Regions from separate parts of the Mus musculus genome. Here region 1 is linked to region 2. A link is a contact called in ENCODE Hi-C data. All regions are on one chromosome and are shown on one strand. Each heading gives the region's core, a stretch centred on a gene start or an enhancer-like site at or near the end of the contact. The rest is flanking DNA. Distances are from core to core; before and after follow the strand shown. Region 1 overlaps Gm35135 (predicted gene, 35135). Region 2 has its middle 7.9 kb from the start of Gm46334.

Evidence for each region. A loop is a pair of places that touch in the nucleus more often than their neighbours do.
Region 1: a map of T-helper 17 cell shows a loop between it and region 2 (83-fold over the local background). The contact joins two enhancer-like sites. A Hi-C loop is called at or near these places in 3 of 37 maps with a recorded cell type or tissue (T-helper 1 cell, T-helper 17 cell and regulatory T cell).

What each region holds. Positions count from the first base shown.
Region 1 is chr12:52,472,617-52,478,059 of GRCm38, reverse strand. It overlaps Gm35135 (predicted gene, 35135), which reads left to right. Exons shown (of 3, transcript NR_136881.1): 3 at 1,588-2,321. Among named protein-coding and RNA genes, the nearest start is that of Gm35135, 5.3 kb to the left of the region's middle. Within about 2 kb of position 3,549, at least 1 of the 3 ENCODE cell types and tissues checked has a DNase peak (open chromatin) inside an H3K27ac peak, as active enhancers do.
Region 2 is chr12:12,021,193-12,026,863 of GRCm38, reverse strand. It overlaps the pseudogene Gm4294. Among named protein-coding and RNA genes, the nearest start is that of Gm46334, 7.9 kb to the left of the region's middle. Within about 2 kb of position 2,597, at least 1 of the 3 ENCODE cell types and tissues checked has a DNase peak (open chromatin) inside an H3K27ac peak, as active enhancers do.

The DNA of each region.
Region 1 (5,443 bases), core at 2,300-4,799, about 40 Mb before region 2:
TTACAGTCTGTGTACTTATAAGAGAAGCTCAAAAGTTAAAATGAAAGGATTACTTTTTAGGTCAAGAGTACAATTTTTAAAATACTCTCTACTAATCTTTAATAGCATCTGAGAATTCTATGACCTAGAAAGCCAAGAACTGGACTTTATTTTCTGACTTATGAACAAGAATTTCAGCTCATAACTTGTAATCCATACACAACTCAAAGCATGAACTCGGATGTGAAGTGAGCCATGAATGGGGACCAGGCTAGATAGATGCTAACTAAGGCATCCTGTGGCTTCATGTTCGCCTTCTTCCTCTGAAACGGGCTTGTGAGATGACACAGCTTTCTCCACCAGGACAAAGAGAAGATGAATGGGTTTCAAGCTTCTGTAATAATGACTTTCAGAATTATTGAAATGCAACTTGGCCTGAAATTTTTGAATTTAATAATCTAATTTCTGAGAGACTTTGGGGGCACTTAAACAACTTTGGGAGTAATTACAGTTTCAGGAGATCCTACTAATGCTGAGGGGAGTGTGCACACGCATATGCACACACACACACACACACACACACATTCACAGAGGGAGACAGACAGACATGTTTTGGTAGAATGTATCTATTTTGTAACTATAGGATACATTTAAATTTCTTTGAATTGTTTCTCTATGTTCAGACTTTTATATTCTAAATAATTCCTCACAGCAATTCCTTGAAGCAACTGTAGTTATATATATATATTTGCTTTGCAGTTAAAGAAAATGAGGTTCACCCAAAGTTAAACAATTTATCAACAGATTCATAGCTGGTACTGGTGGGTTCAGAATTTTACCCAGGCAACTGTGTTCTATTTCTGACATGTTTACAGCATATGGTATGTGTGTGTGTGTGTGCTTATATGTGTGTGCATATATAGTGCATATATTCATATATATATATATACATATATATTACCTTCCAAAATCAACTCCCTTTCTATTTTCCCAAGATGACTCTATAGTGGTGATTCTAGCTCCTGCCAAGTTACCATTAGCTGTCAAGAAAATGAGGTGGTCCTCTCTACAGTCAGCAATATAAAACATTTAAAAGAGATCTGAAAAAGGATCAGTTAACTTGTGATTCTCTGTACTGTATTAAAGACAACTTACTTCACTTGGTACTTCCGGTGGCATGCTTAATGCTACATTCAACCTGTTGTTTTCAATGGGGATTTCCTTAACTTTATGAAAGCAGAGCTCGGTGGCTCAGGGTTGTGGGTCCTTTCTAAAACGTGTGTGCATGTTTGTGACTGTGCAGTCTCTTCTTTCCTGGTCCTCCTTTGCTTGAGGCAGGGCTTCCCGCTGTTCATCACTGTATGCACTAAGCTAGCTGGACTGCATGCGATAGGGATTCACCCATCTACCTCTGCCTCCTCTCTTGTCATAAGCACTCGAGGATTACAGGTATGAGCTACCACAACCCCCTTTATGTAGTTCTGGGGATCTGAACTCTGATCCTCACGCTTTCATGACAAACACTCGAGCCCCCGAACCATCTCCCTCCCCTGTTATGGTTTCCATGAAGAGATTCCAAGTCTTTTTTTTTTTTTTTTTTTTTTGCAGTAACACAAATTTTTTTAATATCATCACTCAGAAGACTGAAGCAAGAGGATTTCCCGGACAAGGATGAGGTACATGAAGTGCATGAGGCACACACAGGCAAAGGCTACAAATGAACAACAAAGTCCCCTTGGTTTTGCATCCTGATAGAGTGATCTGTGATGCTTTACAAACAACTTGGGCTTACAGAGCCTGCACCCCAAAGGGCCAGCCTCACAGAAGACAATTGCTGTTGCATGACTCACTGCCTAACAGACTGTGAACTGCCTAGGGGGATGGGAAAGCTCTGCGTAGAATTTACGAGAGGTGGTCGTAAGACAGAATTTGTGTTCGCATCTCTGCCTTGATGTGGCTGCAAGAAACATCACCATCTGGAGCTGGAACGCTTGGCCCAGAATGGACTTGTTAGCTGTGGACACTCATCTCTTGTGCCTAGGGGCCAAGGGGTTTGAGTCCCAGTAGAGATACTGAGGACTCCCAGAAACTCTCATGCAAATCCAAGCATCTTAAGGGCACAGCCAGCTGGAGGAACCTGTTCTCCTGAACGCCTTATGGGGCACTGCGATTTTGTATTACCTGCTCTCATACATATCTCATACCTTGGCACAGTGACAATGACCAAGATCTCTTACTTTCAGTTTATTTGAATCTTAAGGCAAAAACAGTCAAAGAAGTTTCTGGGAAACCCTGGGAAGGCTAAAAAGATTTTTAATAAACCATGTGATGTCTAAAATTCCTAAAAATACAAGTGTGTTTTCAAAATTATCCCCACTAATAATCACATTCTTACTGTCTACAAGTCCATCCTATATTTCATAAAACATTTTATTATTTCCTTATTGGATAATGGTTACTCCTGAACCTGTGGTCCGATTAGAAGGTTTGGCAGATGGCACTTTCAATTTAAATGGATTTTTATGCCATTAAAAAGAATGTTTGCTCTGCCTAAGAAAAGCATTGACTCTAAAAGTCATAGGCTCCAGGCCATTTCCTGTGGGATTTTCTTCCACCATCCTTCCAATTAGTCAGTCAAAGTGATGTTTCTCTAAACACACTCATTTATCTCTCTCTGGAGGGTTGCCTTCTATCCCAACCAAGTAAGAAGATCTTGGAAAATAAAGAAAGCTCTCTATATGCCCACTCCCCCATCCAATATTTATGATTAATCACAGTGCCTCACTGAGTGACAAGAGGAAAAAAAGCCACTGTTTCCTTGTTCATCTCCCATAGAAAACCATTTGTTGCAGCTTGAGTCAGAGCCAACTTCTATTGTTTTGGCAATAATTAGTCAAATTATACCAATCACTAGTAAAAATAACAGAAATTGTATAATTGTAATTTAGACCGATGACCTTGGACTTATGAAAATAGAATGTTGGGGTACTGCCTTGCATAATATATCATTACAATTCTATACTGCTAAACTCAAAGGTTTTATATTAGTTTATTAATTTACAGTACCTTTGACATAAACTTTAAAAGTAACAAAACTATGTTAAGTTCCACAAAATGCTCAAGAAGCACTTTATTTTAGACAAGTCAGTCCATTATTCAAATAAAACAAGACCATCATGCAAACAACAACCTTAGATATTTCACAAATATAGATCGATTTGGCAGAAAACATCTTGATTGCACTGTTTCTGAGAACTGGCTCTGGTTCAAATTATTGACCGATGAAAGCAAAGCGACATCGTTTCTAGTCAGAGAGATGTTGAAACTGTTCTACACACACTGTCAGTGGCGTTCACTGTGAGTAACAGAATGAGCCCGTGTGCATACAAAAACAAACCTCAGGCTGGATGCTTCACAGCAACCAAACGATGGATAAAAGACTCTTCCAGCACAGTAGGCAAATTTCTCCTTTAATAGACAGCCAGGAAAAAGCAATATTTCAGTGTTTGCTTTCCTTCCTCTGAGCGAGAAGGTTTCACTGGGACTTATTTTACTTCCTTTTTTCTCTGTCCTATTTTCTTGGCCCTCACAGTCAGCTCCAGTAGCAACTCGACAATACCACTTTGCACTTGCCCAAAGCGCCTTTTCTCTAAAACTCTCAGCTGTGGTCTATGCGAGGAGAGTATAAAGCAGGAGAAACAACACAAACATCCAAGTTCATCCTCTCATACAAATGTTTGAGAGACCTAGAATCATATTAACTCAGGGCAGGGACCGGAGGAGCTCCCGCCCCCTCCCCCTTCCACGCCTCCCCGCTCCGTCTAGATAAAAACCCAAACAAATGAGCAAACAAAGTCTCAGAAAAAAAAAAAAAAATGTTTAGTAGCCATGAGGCCTCGGGTAAGACTAGCCATTATCTTGAGCTCTGTCCCACATATAAAACAGGGCGTGCCTTCATGAGGATGTGAGGAGTAACCAGCTGGAGTCTCCTAAAGCAAAACTGGGGGAGGGGGTGTCCAGACTTTTAAAGTTCTGAAAATAAGTCTGAAGAGGGTACCTAAAAACTATTCATGTTTCTGGAATAGGGAATGCTTTAACTTTTATCATCTTTTTTTTTTTAATTAAAAAATGAAAGGGCTCACTTGTTTAGGGAAGACATATCTCAAAATTAAAATGTCTTAGAAAATAAAACTTAAAAGATGGCCGATGCTCTCTCTAGCGCCAGAAATTTTTGTTAATGAAAGAACGTTTTTTAAAAATGTCAATGCACTGTTGTAGGGTAAAGACTGTTATGAGACACAGCAGTCGAAACTTCTAGGAACCTAGTACCTGCATTCCTCCTTTCCCTTGACCTTTGTCACTGATAATGGCTTTTAAACATAGAGCAGTTTCCCCTTCATATTCTGCTAAAGATGCAAATTTTTTTTTCAGGGTTTATCAGCTAATTAGAACAGTTGGTTTGTGTGGGCTGGAAATTTCTCATTTCTCAGCCCAGATTTTGAATCTACTGAACTTGAAATAAAATACATATAACTGTCTACTCCTACAGCAAAAGAAACATAGAAAAGAGAAAGGCAAATATGCTGAAGTGTGTGTGTGTGTGTGTGTGTATGTGTGTGTGTGTGTTCCTATGAGGGTCAGAAGAGTTTGTTAGATACCCTAGAACTAGAGATACAGGTAGTTATGAGTTGCCCAATATAGGTGTTTGTAAGCTTAGGTCCTCTGGAAGAACAGCAAGTGCTCTTAACCACACAGCCATCTTTCCAGCTTCACAAGCTTTTATTATAAACATCTATTTCTTCTAGATTTAAGAAAATATGAATTTTGAAAAAATTGCCAATCAGTGTATATATAAATTACTATATTATCTTCTTTAAGTACACACAACAAATCAAATACAACACATATAATAAGATAGCATATCATGACAAAGATTTATCCTAGGAATACTAGACTGGCTGAATACTGAAAAATCTATCGATAGATATGCTCATCTCAATATTTATGCACAATGCTTTCAGTAACCAATAAATGAATAAATGAATGAATAAATAAAATGTCTCTAGGCAATAAAGAGCACCTACACTAGACCTTGAGCTAGAATCATATTAAATGCTGAAAGAAAAGACTTTTTTCTCCCTATAAGCAAGAATATGATAAGGAAGTCTGTTCTCACCACTCCACTTAGCATCCTACTGAAGGTCTTAGCAAACACACAACAGTAGACAATAAAAATGCAGATGAATAGAAAATAAGTAAAATGTTCTCTGATTAAAGATAAATGGAGGGTAACAACAACATTAGTTATTAGGGTAATGCTTATTAAAACTATACTTACATACAGCTACATACTCATTACAGAAGTTTAAAGCACAGATAAAGTACTAGTTGGTGTGAGGAGCAATGGAACCCTGTTGGTTGTGGTGGAAAAAAATGTTGGTGGACCCACTGTTGGGGCTGGGAC
Region 2 (5,671 bases), core at 1,348-3,847:
AAAGACAAAATTTGCCATTGAGGCCAGACCCCAGGACAAAAATGTCACCTGTGTGCAGGAAAAACAGACTTTCTTAGCATTTTGGGCACTACAGGAAGGTGGCAGTTCTTTTGTGTTTGTTGAATAGCTACCACAAAGGCTGCTTAGAATTAAGTACCCAATAAATGTATGTTGAGTTTATTAATGAATTCCACTATTCACTATATAGTTTTTACTTGCCTTAGAATTTCAATGAAAATGGCCACGTCTACTTGGTGTAGGTATTATGAGATTCAACACAAACTGGAACAACATGTTTTGTCCTAACATCTTTTAAGAATCCTTCAAAGAAGGTAAATGGTTTGTAACATCATGCCTATACTTTAGGCTCTTGGAGATGAAAGTGCTCTCTCTGAACACACTTATCTGTAAACACCGAGGGACTGCCTGAATTAATTCTAAATTATATTTTCTGTAGCTGTTGGTGCGATTATTGCACTGGACTTGTTAGAACAGATAGGAGGGTTGTTCCACACAGTCTCTTCTTTCCTACCTGCCCTCAGACATCCTCTTGTCCTAGTTTGTGTGCTGAGTTCTAATTGGCATAGTATCTTTGATTTAAGTTTCCTCAAAAGACAAAAGAAAAGGCTAAGCAAAGATGAAAAGAAATTATGCTTAAATGCTTTTTCTTTCTTTTATATGTGCTTCCTCTGTCCCCTGTCCCCTTGATAATTCCTAAGAGTTTAAGCTACTAAAAATCTTAATGAGTTTTGCTGCTATGTAGGTGTTTCATCTTAGGGTGGTCATTCAGTGTGCCCATACCTCAACCTTTTAACTTTCTCAATGATAAAAAGTACTGTAGTATATTAAGTCCAAAATAATTGTCCTCTCAAAAAAAAAATTCTGACTGTATCCATCTGTAGGGATACCGACTAAGCTTGCCTAGAGGCTGAGTGATCTTTCCTGAGTTTCTCTTTGCACAATCATGCACTTAGTACTGTTCTAGAAGAGAGAATGTGACATGCATGTGGGGGCAGGGGCACAGGGACCTAGAATACATCCAGAAAGGGACGGAGGGCCTGAATGTTGCTGATTCTTTCAAGTCAGAAAGCAGCTGGAGGGTATTTCTAGGCTCAAATGTTCTAATGTGTTCCAGAGCAGAGGGAAGAGGAGAACTTTCTTAGCATCTGTAAGTTGCTGGGAACAAGGGTAAACTTGGGTTATCTCAGCAACTGGAGATCCATTGCCATGGTTCAACAAGGGCAGAGGAGCAATGACTTCTGTCCTGAGCAATAAAGATATGCTGTATAGGGACCATTTGAATGATTAATGTATTAGTTACTCTTCACTAATGATCTTCAGTGAATGCAAGACTAGAGAAGATGCTGGAAGGAAACAGATTAGAATAATAATCTGACTAATTTTATTCTTTATTATTATTTTATTCTTTTTAATGTTAACTGGTTTTCCAATGACATCAATATACATCAGGACAGATGTAGCACTTGTTTTGTGGGAACAGAGAGCAAGGATTACCAAATATTAATCTTGAATTTTTCTCCTTCAAGTTGATTTAAGTGGATCCATGTGACTCTCTTCAGAATAATTCTTGGCCAATTGCAATGGTCATTTCCAGGCTAATGCTATAAAGCTCATGTATGAAATTTCAGTCTAGATCAATTCAGAACATAACTGAAAATTTGACATTTTCTATTTGCTGTAGCTACAAAGTAGAAAAAATATCCACGGATATTGGTCCTCAGATAAGAACTCAGTGCAGAACTATATATGAGACAGGGAATAAGCTTTTGTTAGACTAAACCATTGAACACTACTGTAACTACTCCTAACTAATGCAGCATGCTAACTGAAAGCATTGCTTTCTTTTGCGTTTTTTTATTAGATATTTTCTTCATTTACATTTCAAATGCTATCCTCAAAGCCCCCTGTATCCTCCCTTTGCCCTGTTCCCCAACCCACCCACTCCTGCTTCCTGGCCCTGGCAATCCCCTGTACTGGGGCATATGATCTTTGCAATACCAAGGGCCTCTCCTTCCACTGATGGCCAACTAGGTCTTCCTCTGCTACATATTCAACTAGAAACACAGCTCTGGGTGGTACTGGTTAGTTCATATCGTTGTTACTCCTACAGTAATGAAATAAGCAAATACATTTTTTCTACACTCTTAAGTTTTCCCTAATAAATCATCATTTTGTGATCCCTAAATGTATATCTGGTATGTAGATGTGTATTTATATTTACTCCAGTTGTTTATGGCCAGACTATCAAGCCAAAATATAGTTGATCATTTCTGCCATGAGAACAAAGGTCAATTTTCACAGGAGACCTGGGACATTTGAAAGAAAAAGTTGCAAACTTTTCAAGGTCTCAAGAGACATCAAATCAAGGGTTAGAAGCTACCAGTCATGTGCTTTAGGGCATTCTGTCAGCTCTTCATCCCTGTTTCACATGAATTTTAACCCACACAGAGGCAGTTAGTAAAGGACTCATGAATGAATCACAAGCCTATGAGAAAAAAAATATGCTAGAGGTGCTGGCTTTTGTAAGAAAAAGGTGGCAGAGAATTATGTACAAGGAAATTGCCTTTGGCAGAAAGCCAGTCCTCTGGGAATGACATCTTCTTTATAGAGAACTCAGAAAACATTTCAATTCACACGTTCCTTCAGAAAATACCTATTGTGAGCCCTTTCTGTTCTCAGGTCACTTTGCAGAAATAACTGCAAAGACAACCTTTTCTACTTTTTCTTCCCCATCTAGAAAGCTCTATCTTAAAGAATAGGCTTATGTATTTGAGCAATGTTTTTTTGCAGCAGTCACGAATCCAGGCATTTGGTCCAGGCTGTGCTCGGAGGAGAATGGGTAATGATTATACCAGAGCCTCCTATAAACGCCTACCCGTTCTTCTGCAAGCAACTAATCTTAGGTCTCAGCCATGCAGAATCCCAGAGAGGAGAGGAGGAAAACTAAATGAAAGGTGAACTACTGCCAGCAGAAAAACACTGAAAGGAGCCTGATCCTCAAGGACCACTCATTGACGTCAACTTGGATCAGAATGATATCGTAATGGCCCAATTATTGATGGGTATGACCTTGACAACTCATCCAAGGAGAGAGAACGATAATGGATGTTCTTAGTTCTTTTTTTTTTTTTTTTTGACTGTCCTAAATTGTTTATTGGATATGAATTTTACAAATATCACGTGTATTAGTGGTAACGGTGGAGCTGGAGAGTATTGCGCCTTCTCCAGGCTGCACGGCGGGAACCACCAATAGTGTGGTGGAACTTGTGGCCCTTTCCAAGGCCACGGCTCTTTCGGCCAGCAGATGTCAGCCCACGCATTTCTCTGTGTTTGTGGACTGGTTTGGTGATCCACTGGGTGTCAGGATTTCTTCTGATAGCTTTATGGAACGGATCAATGAGGATAACCTCAAAAAATTTATATGTGGAATCTTCACCAACCCAGTAGGAATTCAGGACTCTCAAAGCCCCACAATGGCGCCCAGCTCTCTCCTCAGCAACAGACTGAAGGCTTCGGGCAAATTTCAGCTGGTTAACACCATGGTGGACAGGCTTGCCGTAAGTTGCACCCTTAGGAACTGGGCGTTTACGACCACCACGGCGGACACGAATCCTGTAAATGACATAGCCTTGCTTAGCCTTGTATCCCAGTCTTCGAGCTTTATCAGGCCGGGTGGGGCGGGGAGCCCTGTGCAGCGCAGAGAGCTGGCGGTATTGCCAACAGCGGACCCTCAGAAGAAAGCGCATCACGTCGGACTGCTTCTTCCTCCATAGCTCCTGGATGTACTTGTATGCACCCATCTTGGCTCACCTGATGGCTGCCGCCAGAGGAAAGGAAAAAAGCATGGATGTTCTTAGTTCTTAATACCTGAGATAGGCAGTTTACTTGTAAGTTAAAAAATGAAATTGGAGAGAATAATTTTAATTTTTTTCTGGAATCATGAAGTGCTAAGTATTTTATACTGTATTCTTATGGCTTAACTGCAGTAATTCATCAATCTTGAGATATTCTAGCCACTAGATAAATTCCAGAGGGAAAGCAACATAGGTCTTTTTCTTTAAAGAACTTACACTTTTCCAGGGGAGACAAGAATACTCTACAGAAAAAAAAATCAATGGGAATAAAGAATATGAACCAAAATATGATAGTATTAACATGCAGAAGAGTTTAGTGGTCTGGGAGACAGGCTTTGTATTTTGACATCAGCTCTCACGTTTTATAGCACCAGGCAGTTTATTTACCCATTGTACAGTTTATTAATTTAAAATGTGAGAGTAATAGCATTTAAAAGTGTTTAATGTGACGTGCCTATAGCAATGACTAGAAGTCACAGCAACTGATGGTTGCTTTAGCTATTATTTTAGGCAATTGAGAAGTTTAAGTTCATTTAATTTTGTTGGTCACTTTTGTCAAAACTTGTTTCTGCTTCCTTATATCTCTATTGTGATTGTTTCATGAGACGACACTGGATTTGTGAATGTAATCAGTTTGGACAAACCAAGGAAACTGATCTAGAATCTACAGAGTTATAACACATATCTGCTCCAATCAAGTGTCTTTGTTATCTCCATGATTAAGATAAATGGATCTAAATATTTAGGGTTTCTTCTAAGATAATAAGTGCTTCCTCTTTAAAAACTATAACCTTTTGTATACCATATCTTCTATTTCCTCAAAATCAAAATAATCTTTCTTCTCTTCTCTGCCAACACATATCATACAGAACTCGGAACTACAATGCACTGTATGATCTATATGTACATCCGGGTGATGTAAGAATGATGAATAGACTTACTGAGTTGTGACTTGCCTCTAGTCAGCCTCTATTTGTCTAAACTTCAAGGATTTATCTATAAGTGAGAAATTATTTCATTTAGAAAGTGGTAGTAGTTGGAGTAGCCAGTTACCACTTTCCGAGTTTCATTTTTCAGATATATAGGAAGGAAGAACTCATCAAGACCTCTTGCATCCCTAATCTAGCCCCAAATATAACCCATTTCTTATTTTGTTTTTGTTTTTATTTTCAAGAGTGTTTCTTTGTGTAGCCCTTGATGTCCTGGTTCTCACTCTGTAGACGAGGCTGGCCTTGAACTCACAGAGGCCTGCCTACCTCTGTCTGCCTCCTAAGTGTTGGGATTAAAGCCTTGTGCCACCACCACCTAGCCCATTTTTCCTTTGTAGACTTTTGATCACTGACCTTGACTTGTGAGATAAAATTATACTCATATAGAGCAGTTCCCTCACCATGATATGATGGTCACAGCATCCTTTCATCCACTGCCATCTGTGTTGCCATCGAAGGCAAGAAGCACTGCATCCTTCATGGAAGCACATTGCAGTATATTAGCACAAGTCTTTGTCTGATCAACTCAGAGCCAAACTTCAGTCTCTGCTAGCAAAGTCCTAATACCCTGGGAAAGCCATGACCAGGATAAAGAAGATAACAAGGGAAACAAGTGAGAATCTAAGAGATATTCCTTTCAACTAATTCTCCCCATTTCTTCTTCTTTGTGTCTTTTTCATTCATGTTTCTCATTCTTTCTTCCCTTCCTCATTATGTCTAGTTTTTATTGAATGTGTAAAGTAATGCCTTGTGCTAAGTCTCTATGCTTTAGGGTAGAGAATTGAATTAATGGACACAGGCTAGCTT